Linked DNA regions of Mus musculus: region 2 is linked to region 1. Evidence: chromatin loops called from intact Hi-C (ENCODE). Cell type or tissue: gastrocnemius. All regions are shown on one strand. Each heading gives the region's core, and the rest is flanking DNA. Links, peaks and the distances in the headings are about the cores only.

What was found. A loop is a pair of places that touch in the nucleus more often than their neighbours do. Peaks named below come from ENCODE experiments on the same cell type or tissue, not always from the same donor. Only the 100,000 strongest peaks of a DNase experiment are listed, where the experiment ranks them.
Region 2: a loop joins it to region 1, with 2.1 times the contacts of the local background. A loop is called at or near these places in 2 of 42 quality-filtered maps.

What each region holds. Positions count from the first base shown.
Region 1 is chr16:24,485,662-24,493,238 of GRCm38, forward strand. All of the region lies in intron 3 of Lpp (LIM domain containing preferred translocation partner in lipoma), which reads left to right. Among named protein-coding and RNA genes, the nearest start is that of Gm24440, 83 kb to the left of the region's middle. In gastrocnemius, for the core only: no CTCF peak of the experiment used is centred there; DNase peaks (open chromatin) are centred at 4,383, 4,671, 5,253 and 5,504; H3K4me3 peaks cover 354 bases; H3K27ac peaks cover 2,500 bases.
Region 2 is chr16:24,891,489-24,899,065 of GRCm38, forward strand. All of the region lies in intron 10 of Lpp (LIM domain containing preferred translocation partner in lipoma), which reads left to right. Among named protein-coding and RNA genes, the nearest start is that of Gm22672, 11 kb to the left of the region's middle. In gastrocnemius, for the core only: no CTCF peak of the experiment used is centred there; no DNase peak of the experiment used is centred there; H3K27ac peaks cover 2,177 bases.

The DNA of each region.
Region 1 (7,577 bases), core at 3,188-5,687:
ACATTTGCATTTAACATTGCATATTCAAGTGTAGAGAGATTATGATGCGAAACTGTGGTCCTAAGGAAGAAAAGTTGCTCTTGCAGGGGTAAGGTAGAGGCGCGGTTGGTGAGGTGTGGCCAGCCATCCAAGGTCCTCTTCTTGGCAGTATGGAGAGAGAGGTCCTAACGTACAGTCAGGCAGGGCATGAGAGAAGGAAGATTTGGGGATGTCTGCAGTGAGACTGGGTCAAGAATGAAGAAATGATTCTAAGAATTAGTGATGAGCTGGGAGAAGGACTTAGGAGTTCAAGTAATCACTTGTTGGATAGGCTGAAATGAGGGTACCGGTCTCAGAACTAGATGACTCCAGGAGCAGCTCTAATGGGTACTCAGTGGCCCTTGTGTCATAGAAGATCATATATACATCATGAATATTCTTTTTGAGAATTTCTTGCACATATATAATACTCTTACCCTCTGTCCTCCCATCTCCTTCCCACTCTTGCCTTCCTGCTGCCCTCTCTCCTTCTCCTTACAAGCCCCTCCCTGCTTAGACAGGGGCTTACCCACGTGGGTGTTCAATTCCTGTTCTAAAGTGATCCTCCTGCCTCAGTCCTGTCATTACTCCTTTGACTTTTACCTGTTACCATGCCTGGCACTTGAAAAAAAATAGGGCTTCTCTCCCTCCCTGTTCGTATGTGTGTGTGTGAGTGTGTATATGTATGTATGTATGTATATGTGTATTATTTGTGTATGTATGTGTTTATAATTCATCCATCCATCTGTTTGTCTGCCTTATTTCATCTTTTTAATGGCTACTATTTTACCCCAGATTTAGGATATAGTTTTCTTAAGGTCTGGTAATATTTAAAATCCTTTATAGATTCATGACAAACCAATAGTTTGGTTGCAGTTGAATATTATGTAGAGTTGCCACCGAAATGATTCCTCTTCATTTAGGAAATGCCAATTAATATTAGAAGCTGGCAGGTACTGCACTGTGTGCTGAGACCAAAAAAGTGTGCTGTCTGTTTGTTCTGCTGTCTGTTTGTCCTGCCCTCTTGAGGCTCCTAAGCAAGGGAAGCACATACACTAAGGACAAAGGGGCCGGTGTGCTACATTGTTAAAGAATCCCAAACTAAAGAGACATGTGTACACACACAGACACACAACCTCTCACATACTTACTACACACACTCACATACACACATAGTCACACACTTATATACACTCATATACACATGTGTATTCACTTATACACATGCACATGCACTCAAACACACCAACACACTGAGATACACATATGCTCACCCATTCATATGCACATATGTCCCCACACTCACATACACACATCCCACACACTCACAAATACATGTCCACATAGTTATATGCACACACACACACACACACACACATACACTCACACATTCATATACAGTAGGCTCACACATTCAAATGCACACGCTCTCACACTCAGATACATACACTCACACATACTCATACACTCACACACACACACACACATGACCCCCACACACATACACACACACTCACACATACATATACTCACACACCCTCACACACACTCTCACCCACACACTCTCTCACATGGATGCACTCACACACTCTCACAAACACTCACAAACTCACGCACACATACACATGCACACACGTACACATACACTTATACTCATATACACATATACTCAGACACACTCAAAGACACATGCTCACACACTCAGACACATATGTTCACACACACACACACACACACACACACTCATATTCACAAACTCATAGACACGGTCACACGCTCAGACATGCATACACTCAAATATACAAACACACACATGCTCACACACTCACTCACATATACTTACACACACACTCAAACACATCTTCTCACTCTTAGAAACACATTTGCTCACATACACACACTCACAGACGTATAGTCTCACACACATGCTCATGCATTCAGACATACATATCCACACACATACATACACTCATGCACACACTCACACGTACACGCTTAGATACACATATGCACACACATTCTCACACAGTCACACACTCATACACATCTTGTCACACTCACACGGTCTACACAGGCAGGGAAGATTGTGCTGGGTGCGAGTCAGCCGCATTTCATAAATAAGAAGGCTGAGCTCTAGCTTACAGCAAAGGCCACATTAAAACCGGAAGTGGCAGCTGGGCTCCGTTCCAGACCCACTCAGTCCCCATTCTCCAGTGACACCTCCTTACTAGGTCATAGAAGCAGTGGCAGAGGGGGTTCTCAGAGTGCAGGCTATTTCTCTATGTCCTTTAGCTGAGCTATTTTTGTGACTATTCAGTACATGTACAATGCTGCCTCTCGAGTGTTCTGGCCAGACTGAGAGTGCATTCACTCCTGGCTGAAGCCTTGCTGTTCCCCCATGGCAGATTCCATGGAATCCTTGGCCCGGAAACCAGATGGGAACAAACTATTCAAAAAAAAAAAAAAATCCAATTTCTGAGTCTGAGTGTACACAGAAAAAAATTAGCACATGTGCTGTTGGACTAAGTGCATAACAGTGCACGGGTGTTTTCTGCCTGTGGGAGGTGAGGGGGTGGTGCTGGGGTCTGTTTACCGTTTAGGCTGCAACCCCCCACCAGTTAGCTTTAAACATAAACCCTGAATTGTTAATTCTCCTAAAAGCTGATCCTATTCTGCTCCCAGCACTTTAGCTTCCTGATGCTCCTGGGACAGAATCACCTCTACTCTTGCCTCCTAATAAACTCAGGACATCTACAGAGGAATCATAAGAGCTAGTTTTTTTTTTTTTTTTTTTTTAGTAGCATTCTCCAGAGCCAACACACATCTTACCTGCTGGCGACACCACACCACCTGGGTTCCATTTTCCTAGTTGTGAAAAGGAAATCAAATTTTAAGAAGGTATAGATGAGCTGATCTGCACATAGGCCTTAGACGATTACAATCTACTGCATAGGAACTGCTGTTAGCTTCTTAAATCCTTTTCTAATCTGTGACTGATAGCACTTTTCCTTGTGCCAGGCTTCTGGCCCTCTCAGCTGTGGCCTTCATCTCTGAACTTATTTGCTTTCCTGGGTTTCTGCCTGCTAGGTTTTACCTATTCATTAGCCATGCTATGAATTTTCATGCATTTAATCTTCATTTATATATTGTTCATTCCTTTAATAGACTTCTCTGTGTGTGAGGGGTGTCTACTGTGTGACAGCTTTTCATAATTCTCTGAGCTAGTTGAAGTCTGCATGTAGTGTCTGTGCGGGTCACTGTGGACATTACTACAGAGTTTCTGATGGGCGTGTTCACTCTGTCCTCCTAGGGTTTAGGGGCCATAGAAGGTAAGGTGCATATTAGTAGTACTTATGATCCTTCATTGAAAAAGAAGGAGCTAGTGCAGGTCTGTAACCCCAAGGCAGAGGTGGAGGATGGCAACTTCAGAGCGGCATGGACTATAGAGCAAGTTCAAGGTCATCCTGAATAATTTGATGAGAACCTGTCTCAAAATAAAAAGTATGAAGAGGGGCTGGGGAATGGGGCTCAGTGGTTGGGTCCTGGGGAGTGGGGCTTAGTGGTGGGGTCTGGGGAATGGGGCTTAGTGGTGGTGTCTGGGGAATGGGGCTTAGTGGTGGGGTCCTTGGACAAGTAGTGAATGAATATAAGGAGCTACCCTTTGTAGGTGTTGATTTCCTCTGAAGAAGGCATGATGATAGGAGACAACATTGGTTCATGAGAGAGCCGTGAGATGAGAAGAGAGGAGTAAGGAGCTTTGGAGTCAGGAAGAGGGTGGATCTGGGGCAAGAGCACCACTGTCATGACAGCAAGGCCAGGCTGAGGAGAGGGGAGCTGTGGCATCTGAGAAATGGAACAAGACTAGGATATCCTCTGGACCATAAAGCTGTTCCCTCAAGAAACCTTTTCCCTTAAGTGGCATAAAATGTGACCTGAAGTGGGTCTGAGGTGGAGTAGGGAGGTGGAGTTTGTGGAGAGAAAGTGAAAATGGTTTTCTGGAAACTTCCTTTGCCAACAATTCTGCATAGATGCCTCAATGAAGGAGGTTGGCAAGGCAGAGCTGAGGCGGCAGCTCCCTTGTTGTTTCTGTGTCCTGATCACTTTCCCAGGCTTGCATGCCTTCTTCCTTCCCTTGAGCTTCATTCCAGTTAGTGGCTGCTGAGATTCAGACACAGACAGACAGACAGACAGATAGACAGACAGACAGATATACACAGGATAAGCAGGTGATGTAAATCTGCAATTATCGTTGGGTTAAAAAAGGTTGTGTTAGATGCACGTATGCGTTTGGCTCATCTGTTTCCTATTGGCTGCAATCCTCTCTCCCCGTTAATGCGCCAGTCCTTTGCCATGTCCAGTTGCAGCCAGAAGAGGAGCACTGCCTGGTACAACCGGTTCCAGGGAAGAGAGCAGGACTGTTTTGAAGAGCTGACGTTAGAGGCTTGGCAGGAGTTAGTTTCATAGCCTTTCAGTGTGCACTGTTTTTTAGCTCTTTGTGTTTCTTAACATTGACTGTTGAAGGTTTGCCCAAGAGCATATAAGAAGGAAACTCACCTGTGGGCACATGTTTGCATGTGGATGCAGGCCTTGAGGGAACTTTTGGGGATGCCCATTGTAAGGACCTCATGCTGTGTGTGCCCTCTGGATACTGGCTTTTGGGGAAGGTTTTCAGTGGTGGGGGAAGCTGTGATCACTCTACAGCTGAGCATCCCTGGAGGCTGGCTGCAGAGTCTTCAGTGCTGTGACAGACCTGGGCGCTCTGTGTGAGTGAGAGTGGCCTGTTAGTTTGGTAAAGGAAAGAGAAGTTTCTAATTAAGCCAAAGAGTATAGAAGGGGAATGAAGGTTTGTAGAGGGACGTGGGACTGGCAGGCTGGAATGCATGGGCATGGGGGTGAGGCATTTGCCTCCAATCAACAAATTTTCCAGGGCCTTCCTACAATGCTGGGGACTTTCTTCTAGAAGTTGTGCAGAGCTGTTACAGTGGATTTGGGGAAGGGCTGTTGCAAGATTACTCTGTGTGTGTGTGTATGCTGTTTTCCTTTTTTTTTTTGTGTATTTCAGTCTTTTTAGGAACGGTTACGCAGCTGTACCTCTGGGCAGTGTGCCTGCCTGACTTTACAGGCCTTTCCTTTCCTTGTTCTGCCTGGCTCAGCTCCTTCTCATGCTCCTATAATGAAGTGTGGCAGCAAGGCCCCTGGCGCTGCACTGAGCCCTAGGATCTGACCCAGTGCAAGCCCTTGTGGTTGTCCTCCTCTCCCGCCCTCTTCCCCCTCCTCTCTCTCTCTGTCACCAGCCACCCCCAGCAGCTGCAGCCACAGCCCTCCACTCCCTTAAATAAATAAGCCAGTCGCTCGAAAGGGTTCCAAGCACATTAGTCACATATCCCAGAAGTTTAATACAAAATTATTTTGACAGCGAGCACAAGAAGGTGCTTTCTAGCTGAACGCACAGAACTGGCTTTTTCCAGCTGGGCCTCCTGCCTCACAGACAGATGATACGTTTTGTAGATGGAAAGGCTGTGCGGTGCCTGCGACCGCGGTGCTTGCAACCCTTGGATGTGTAGCAAACTGCTCACTACCAAATGCGTAACCAAATGGGACCAGATATAAAACCAGGGCTGGGACAAGAGAGCTATTTCTCTCTCTTGTTTATTAAAGTCTCAAAAGAACTGGAACAATGACTCCCCCGTCAACGTCCTCCCCAGTGACAGACAGAACACCCTGCTCTCACGGGGCTGTCAGCATGCACCTGTCCCTGGAACCCTCTTTTCCTCTTGGGCTTGTGTCTTCTGGGCTGGGAGGCGGAAGGCGAGAGAAGGGAGAATATCAAGTTTTTATTGTGAGCATAACTTTCTCACTAATAGCTTCCATGAGTCACTGGGAGATTTCTGTTTATTTATTTATCTGGCTCCCTCATCTTTTTAAAACCCAGGCTTCTGCATGTCCTGAAAGTCAGGACAGCTCCAGTGGTCGCAGTGTAGGTGGCTCTTCATGCATCCAGCTGAGTAGTGCTTCCCCAAGTATTTTCTGACTCACTTATGTAGCACTTTTTGTTGCTGTCACTGGGCAGGTTAAAGGGTCCTGACTGACCTTCGGCCACACTTGCTTAGAGCTGATAATGTCCACTTTGGCACATAGAAGGAGGAATGAAGAACCCATGCACACTGTGGCTACCTATGAGAGATTTCCCCTTGGTATTCCACAAAGCATCTGAGGAGTCAGACATGTCTCCTCATACAGCTTGGCTCTTTCCTTTAGGGTCCTGCCTAGAGACAGAAGGCCTTTTCCTGAACAACGCTGCTTATTCTGAAGGTTTCAACTGGTTGTGATAGGGCTGATAAATCCTTTAGCCTCAGTGTTTTCTGTTTCTCTCACTGGGATCCATTTTTAAAAACTCTTAACAAAAATCTCCTTGGCTTCTACCCTGGGCTAAGTCGGCCGTCCACATTGGTTTGTCTCCATGGGACCCACTATAGAAGCCACTGTGTTAAATGCTTCATGTGGAGACTTGGTGACTGTGCCCTGCCTTCTGTCTTTTGCCTCTGTCCATCTCCCAAACCTGAGAACTTGGCATCTGTGCAGATGGGCCCACATGGGCTAAGTGTTAGCCTTGTTGGCCTTCTCTGGACAGTTCTCTCAGTAGGTTCGATACCCAGCATTCCTCAGGCCTTCATACCTAAGTCTAGACTCGCCTATCTTGGAAACTACTGGGCTGCTGGCCAGTCCATCATAGCTGTTTATAACACTGCAGTGACAGGGATACTCTCAGGAAGCCGTTGCTCCAGTGCTGGGGACAAAAGCCTCTGTCATAGGCGTACCCATGAGAAGAATAGTGCAGTTTCTAAGCTGCTTTTAGGGAAACTTCAGGCTGAATTTATCCAGGCAGTGGAAGGTAGACATGGGTTTCATCTCCTCAGTGACCAGCTGATGCTTCTCTAACTGTGTCCATGTGGCACTGTGCTCCAGCTGTGATCATGTGACACTGTGCTCCAGCTCCAGTTCCAGCTGTGATCATGTGACACTGTGCTCCAGCTCCAGCTGTGTCCATGTGGCACTGTGCTCTAGCTCCAGCTGTGTCCATGTGACACTGTGCTCCAGCTCCAGCTGTGATCATGTGACACTGTGCTCCAGCTCTAGCTTTGTCCATGTGACACTGTGCTCTAGCTCCAGCTGTGTCCATGAGGCACTGTGTTCCAGTTCCAGCTGTGATCATGTGATGCTGTAGTTTTTTGCCCTTTGTGATCACACTTCATATTCTCACCCTGCAAAGACATTTCTGGAGAACTTTTCTAGCTAAGGTCTCATGTGAATCTTATGGTGACTCTGAGGCTATGGATACTGAACTGAACAAGATTATGCATGCTTGCCCAAGTTCACTTGTGGCAGAGAATCATGGGAATTTGAACCTAAGCTTGCTGGTTCTGATTCATGCCTTCGCACTGCAGCAATCGCTGTCATTCAGCAGGAATTGTAAAGCTATTGACAGGCTCAGGGTACTAAGTGCTTAGTTGTATGTCAAGCACTGTTAGATACTTCATTAAAAGCCTGTTTAATCTTTT
Region 2 (7,577 bases), core at 1,978-4,477, 400 kb after region 1:
GGGCAGTGCTGCATGTCACTAGCTGTTCAGACTGTAACGATAAGCATAGCAGTGCCCTGTCTATCTGGAAGCAGCAGCATCTACAATAAGAAAAAGTCTAGTCAGCAAAACCTCACCTCTTACATCATTCTACTCTTCAAGTACCACCCTGTGAAATCATTGTTGAAAAGAGGAAGGCCTTTTATAATTCTGACCTCTTTTAAGTGGGCTGCACTTTCTAGCGACTCAGGACAGCCTTGTGCAATCGTTTATTGCTGCAAGTTTTGGCAGCCAAGTCAGCAAAGCCTCGTCCAGCCATCTAGCTCTCGTCTAGCAGGGAGCAGTAACCTTTTTATAGCTCCTGTTTGGTCCCTTTTTACTGTGCCACTGATCATTGCTACTGTAACAATGCTTCTGTGGAAGGCATCTTAAGCTGTTTATTTTTATGCTTTGTAAGCAAAGGTCTTACATAAAATACTGGGAAACTGTAGCAGCATGCAAAGAACGTGAGTTTGAATAGAATTCAGTCAAAGCTTTCTGTCGTGGGCAAGTTACTTGCTCTTTCCAAGCCCTGGTTTTTCTTTCTCATCTATATACTGGACATAATGGGATATTTTTCCATCAGCTCCCTGAGGATGAAATGAGGCAACCCTTGTAAGCACCCTTAGTCTACTGAGGAAAAGCTATTCTACAAATGTTGCATCTGTACTTAGTAGTTAGGTTTGGGGACCTGTTCACCATTCCGTATGTGTGCAGTGAGACTCAGACTCACTTAGCTCAAGGAAGCTGGTTTGCTTCTTGGATATACCTATCTTCCATTTTTTTGTTAATGTTTGCTTACCTCGGTGCACAACAAAGCTTCAGTTTCATGTTTTTAGTCATTTTCTATAGTGTGGCAGATTCTATTATCCAGACTCTATTATATGATCCTTGAGATTGCTTAAGTCGCTGGCTCCCTCTGTTCAGGTTGTGTGTCATAGCACTCTGCACTTCAAGCAACGCAGAGTATGTGGGAAATATTTAATCATACACATGGAAGAGCTGAGTGAATTCAAATAATAGAGAACCTTACTATCCTTTCTGTGTTTTCTCCCCCTCATAAGACCCTGTCATTGAGGTCCTTGACTTAATGGCCTCCTTTCATAGCTACCCAGAAAGGTTGAAATCTTCTCAGACTTCAGTTCCATTTTACCTAAAGGCCCTCTCTGTTCAGAATCGATTCCAGGATGCAGCCTGGACCTCGTGCCCTTGACCGAGGTATCGGCACTTCCAACTCCTTCTAAACTTTCACAGTTCTGATAAGCTGCATCAGAACTTCAGAGGGAAACAGAGAGTGTGAATTAGAACAAGCTGCATGGCAGGTGGACTTAGTACAGGCGGTGCTAGGATTGCTTGTCTCTCCAGGAGCTAAAGTTCTAGAGCAGAAGACCCTGCTCGTGGGATCCAGCTTCGTATCACACGGCTCGACACAGGTGTCCCAAAGACATTGTGAATAAGACAAGACAAGCAAGTCCCTGGGTGCCAGTCCATGGGACTCTTTTCTTTCTGTTCTTGTGTTTGGTTTGTTGTTACTTAATTGATGGAATAAGATATAATAAGAATAGCAAAGGCAATGGCTTAGTTAATTATTTCTCTGTAAGCACCAACCACTCATGCTTGACTATTGATCCAGGAGTAAGGCCTCCCACCTGTAAAACAAAACTTAAATTTCCTTCTGAATTGGTTATTGATAAGCCTAAAATCATATCTAAATGTAATATTGTATACCCTGACATTCAGTGCCCAGTAATCTCATCATATTTGGTTAATCACATTAGTTCTTTCCTATGGTCTCTTGAGCTCTTATTCTTTGTGTATCTGCATCTACAGTTAAACAGATTTGATTCAGTGTGGTGGTATAGCTCTCTTCACATGTATTTTACCTGTTTTCTGTCAAGTACCTGATATGAATATATGCACACCATACTTCAGTGGCAATCTTCACTTTTAGCCTCTCATCTACTTAGATTTATAGTATGTTTATGAACTACCTTTTAAAGCAAAAGTATATTTTCCATTCCTTTATCATTATATTATGCTTAAAGAAAATTGAGTGAAAATTTTATATCTTTATTTAAAATAAAGTACAATAAAATAAAAATAAAATAAAAAATAAATAAAATACTTTTAAAATAAAAGTAAAATAAACTAAATTTACAATTAAATTAAAATTTAAAAGTAACATAATTTTTAAAATGTAGTTTATTGTTTTGCTTAGGGTTTCCATTGCTATAAAATGACACCATGACCAAGCCCACTCTTATAAAGGACATTTAATTGGGGCTGGCTTACACTTTCAGAGGTGCAGTCCATTATCATCATGGTGGGAAGCATGGTGGCATCCAGGCAGGCATGACACTGGGGAAGGAGCTGAGAATTCTACATCTTGTTCTGAAGGCAAACATGAGGGGACTGTCTCACACATGGCTAGGAGGGGGGTTTCAAAGCCCACCCCACACTGATACACTTCCTCCAACAAGGCCACACCTCCTGAATAGTGCCACTCCTTGGGCCAAGCATATTCAAACCATCACAATTATCAACTCAAATTATCAACATCAGTAATTCTAGGACATTGCCTGCTGTTCTTAGTTTTGACCTAGAACACGTGATCCTCCTGCCCCAGTTTCATAGAATATACCACCACACCTAACACTTTAAAATATTTCTTTAGAAAACTGTTTCTGGTTGACAAGCCTGTTGCAATCAGTGAGTTCATATATTAAACGATATGTTATTCCCTGTTAGATTTATTTAGATTCATCTGGGTCAATGTAATAAGTATATTATGTCCTAGTTATTTTAACTGATGCTTATATCAGTAGTAGTAAATGATCTTGTAAATGACTCGTTTCGATTATGCTTATAGTTTTGAATAAATAAAAAGATTAAAATTAAGAGCACTTAAGTTTATTAGGAAGTAAAATGATTTAAATAGAATCTATCTACCTTGGTCCTATCTGTCTGGTTATAATGTTGGGTACATCATTTGCCTCCAAGTACCAGGGTGTTTTTGTTTATAAAGTTAAAATTCCCTAATGTCATAGATAAGGAATGAGCAAGTGTGTTATTTTTGTATCATGAAACTATTGGATTAATCTGCTGAGTGACCTTATTGTGATACGATGGAGAAGCTGTAGCCCACAATGGGCATGTTTCAGCTGCTGTTGCTATAGAAATATTGAAAGTAATTGGCTTGATAGGAGGAACACAGGGTACATGGGAGATGAGTGCTTTGCTTACAGTCATTTGTGGTTTTAGGTATGAAGGGCATCAACAAGGCCTTCAGCTTGTTTGAAACTTCTCTGGTTGAGGCAAGCTTCCTTCTGAGTGTTAATGTAACAAAGGAGCACTTGCTTTCTTCTTGGCAGTGTAAAGGAGCCTAGGCCTTGGGACATACACATCAGACGTCCTCAGGCAGAGTCTGTTTATGAAACGGTGATCCAGGATCCTCCACTGGGTCAGGGCTTTTGGACAGAGTAGCTGGAAAAGAGAGGCAGGCATTTTTATTAGAATTGATATCCTACTGACTAGCAGACCTCTGAAAGTAGCAAGCCAGTCTCCTGGGAGACTAACTTGAAAGTACCAGAACCTGGCACATTAATAACCAGCACATTAGCAGCCTTTTGCTCTCTTATGGCACTAAATGGTGAAGTTAAAGCAGTCTAGATTTTCAACTCCATTAAGATGTAGTTTTCTTGTACCTCTGCAGGAAAGCTGTCCTTTTATGTACTAACGTTTGTCCTAATGGAATGTTTTAAAAGCAGGGCCCTGCGTGGGTGTTGGAAAAGGAACCAAAGAGTTGGGACAGAGTCTGAAAAATCCACATGAGCATTGCTCTCCCTAATCGCCCACCTCTGCTCTCATCAGCATGATGCTGCTTCTGCCTCCCTCGGTCTCCTACTGCACACACCACCTACACACTTAAACACATCCATTCCTGCTGTCTTACTGTCACCCCACCAGCACTCTCCCAATAAGGAAAAGGGTTCGAGAATGAGAAACATTGTTTTAAAAAACACTCTCCAATGAGGTTGAGTGTATGAACCTGGGTGTAATCACCCTCATTCCTGACCTTCCATATGGCACACCATGTCTGTTGGAGCTGTGATAGGCAAGGGGAGAGTATTAGGCCTGGTTACAAATGAGGCTTTGATATGGTCAAAGGAAAAGGCAAAATGAAAACCAGAAAGCTTTCTTCTGACCTGGTGTCCTTATTTGTTATTTTATTTATTTATCTTATTTATTTTATTCGCTTTATTTATTTACCATGCTGTTACCCTGAAAACTTACATTCATCCTTTTGAAAACACCAGAATGCTGCCAGTAACTGGCCACTCACTTTAAAGTCACAGAAGCTTTCTGGTCCCAAGATTTCATTTGATAGCAACCACTGACTGAATTGTGCCTTCTAGCATTATAGACAACGGGTAAAAAGCCATGACACCTGGTCTTCCCTTCAGTATCTACAAATCATGGAGTCTCAAAACAAAAAGAATGCATTTATGTTTAGAGTTAAGTGTAGTCATAGTGATAAATGCCATCTGCCCAATAGTATAAGTGTATTTTTTAGTGGTTTTCTTTGTCTGTTGGTCTGAAAGGAGCCGTGGAGATATTGGTTCTGCTCCTTTTACTGTCATTTCCAGTAGCAAGAAACTGAGACTTGTACAACTCTGGTGTGATGAGCTTTGTTTTTATCTTATATTTTATTTTGTTGTTCTTTTTTTTAATGAAGGAAGGAAGGAAAACCTAAATGACTGGTTTTTCTCTATTGCCTTCTCTAGGTGGGGTCTGGGATTTTTGTGGATTTGTTTGTTCATTTTTTAGATTTAATTCAAGCTGGATTTAGGGATATATAACCTTGTCTTATTTTAGAGAAATGTTGGGATCAAAATTGTCTTTTTAATGGTAGCGATTCTTTTAAAAATTAATATCTTTTAATATACAGTCATTAGAAGACTAGAAAAAGAAACATATCCAATTCTCCCATGCCGTATCTGCAGTGTGCTGAATGTGCATCTTCTGCCTCTGTGATTGTTTGCGTGGTCATAACCATGGGGCTGTAATAGCCTCTGATGTTGGTGACACATGCCGAGTACTCTCACCTTACTTCCTAATTAGCTACTTGCTTAGTTGTCTAATAGTGTGTCAAACTTTGTTTTGTACAGAAATATTCCATGGACATTCATAAATAATATATACCCTTTCTGAAGAGTGACTCCAAAAGAACTATTTTGTTAGATAAACACATTAATGAGAACATTCCAAGGTCAGATGAAACTGTGGTAAACAAAGAGCCAGTAAAACTACTAGCTGATGAGAAAAAAAAAATGGGATATAGGATCGTGCTCAGTGGTAATCCACTTGCCTACCATTTGTAAGGCAGGAAACAAACAAGGAAACATGAAAAGGAGGGAAACAAAAAAATAGAAAAATAAGCAAAGATAAATTAGCAAATTCTGATAGTTATATTCAAGTTATAGTATTTCAAGAGAATATTTTACAAAGTCAAATATCAATATCCTATAATATGAAAAGCAAAATACAATTTATGACAAAACTACCAGATTAACCAGCGGACATGATGTTATTCGCAAGCCTCCCGTATTGCAGGAAGGATCAGACTTCTTCCCCTTCTGTAAGTATCGCTACACAGAGAAACCCTGTCTTGAAAAACCCAAAAATAAAACAAAACAAAGTCTCACTGCACTGAAATATATAGCAAGCAATCCTGATGAATGATGTGGCAAAATGAAGACACCTGTTCTTTAGAAAGCACATTTCTTTCTGTCTTTGACCAATTAATTACAGGAGTTGGATAATACAATTAATAAGATTGATTGAGTCAAGATACATTGAGTGTGGGGCTGGTGAGATGGCTCAGCAGTTAAGAGCACCGACTGCTCTTCGTAAGGTCCTGAATTCAAATCCCAGCAACCACATGGTGGCTCACAACCATCCACAACAAAAATCTGATGCCCTCTTCTGGAGTGTCTGAAGACAGCTACAGTGTACACACATATAATAATTAATTTAAAAATTTTTTTTAAAAGATACATTGACTGTATAATAAAGAAATTTATTTTCCCGATATCCATAAAATATTTAGAAAAACATTTATCAAATCAAAATCTAAAAGGAAAATACATATGGTACACCAGTTTAGTCCTACATCTTGGGAGGCTGAAGTAGGTATGTTGCAAGTTCATGGCCACTCTTGATTACATAGGGAAACCCTGTCCAAAAGGAAAAAGCAAACAAATTCTGAAAGGGAACTGTAGCTGAATCCAGCAGTTGACTAGCCAAGATAACAGCCGAGAAATGAAAAGTTAAGTAAACAAACACCCTGCTTGTGCAGACTGCTTCAACTACGGAAGGAAGATGATAATGCCTGCCAGACAGAGGACGTGGATGGAGGTCTAAGTCACAGAAGCCACTGTAAGGAGAGTACAGAAAATACCTTGATGCTCATAGGAGATGCTGCCTAAAGAAGGGGTGGGATGCAGGCCATTCATGACAAGTTGTTGGTAACTGAAAAAAAATTCTAGGATATTCTATAACAGTGAATTCAAGGCCAGCTGAGGTTAGAAAAGACCCTGTCTCATGGGGAAGGGTCGGAGGTGGGTGGGAATTAATGAATGCGGTACAAATAAATCTAGACAAATGTTACAAACTGTGGGGGTGAAAAAAGTGTGGGCATAACTATAGACCATTTCCTTTCTCTCCACTGAACCTAGGCTCCTTTGCTCTGAGTAAAATGCTTTAATCCTAGTACACTTTTTCTCAATGTAGCCTTGCTAACATGCACAAAACCTTAATTTCAAAACCCATGCTTCATAAACCAGGTATGCTAGCACATACCTGTAACTACAGCCAGGGAGGTGAAGACAGGGTGATTAGGAGTTCAATGCCAGCCAGGGGTGCAGTAGACCTTCCCTCAAAAAAAAAAAAAAATCACATGTTTCATAGGAAAGATGCTTTTTCTGTAAATCTAAAATATGCAAGGGGGGGGGGGGACCCTCAACCTCACCAATGTAGATGAAAGTCAGAAGTGCTACCTGAGAAAAGGCGAGGAAATGTCACTAACAGGGTTTCTCCTATCTTCAAAGAACAAATGATGCCTGCAGTGTCTCCACCCTCAGCCTTCTGAGACCCTAACTTAGCCTGCCTCAGGGAGGGAGTGCTAATCTAACTGCACATGTGGAGAAAGCCTAAAAGAAATGTTGAGTTCAGTGCTGCGTGATAAATTGGAGTGGTAAAGTGAATGCCACATAGTAAAATATTCTCAATTATTTGATGAGTGCAATATTTGAACAATATTAGCAGCCTTTAAAATACTTGGTTTAAACTCATATAGCACATTGGGGCAGGGAGAGAATATGAGTGTAATTCTCTCCATGGATACGTTTCACTGAAATGATACTTCATAAATTTGTTACAAATTTTTTAGGATTTAATTATTCTAAAGAGTGTGTGCGTGCTTGCATGCATGCATACATGTGTGTGTGTGTGTGTGCATGTGTGTGTACGTGTGCATGTGCGTGATGGGTGTACCATGC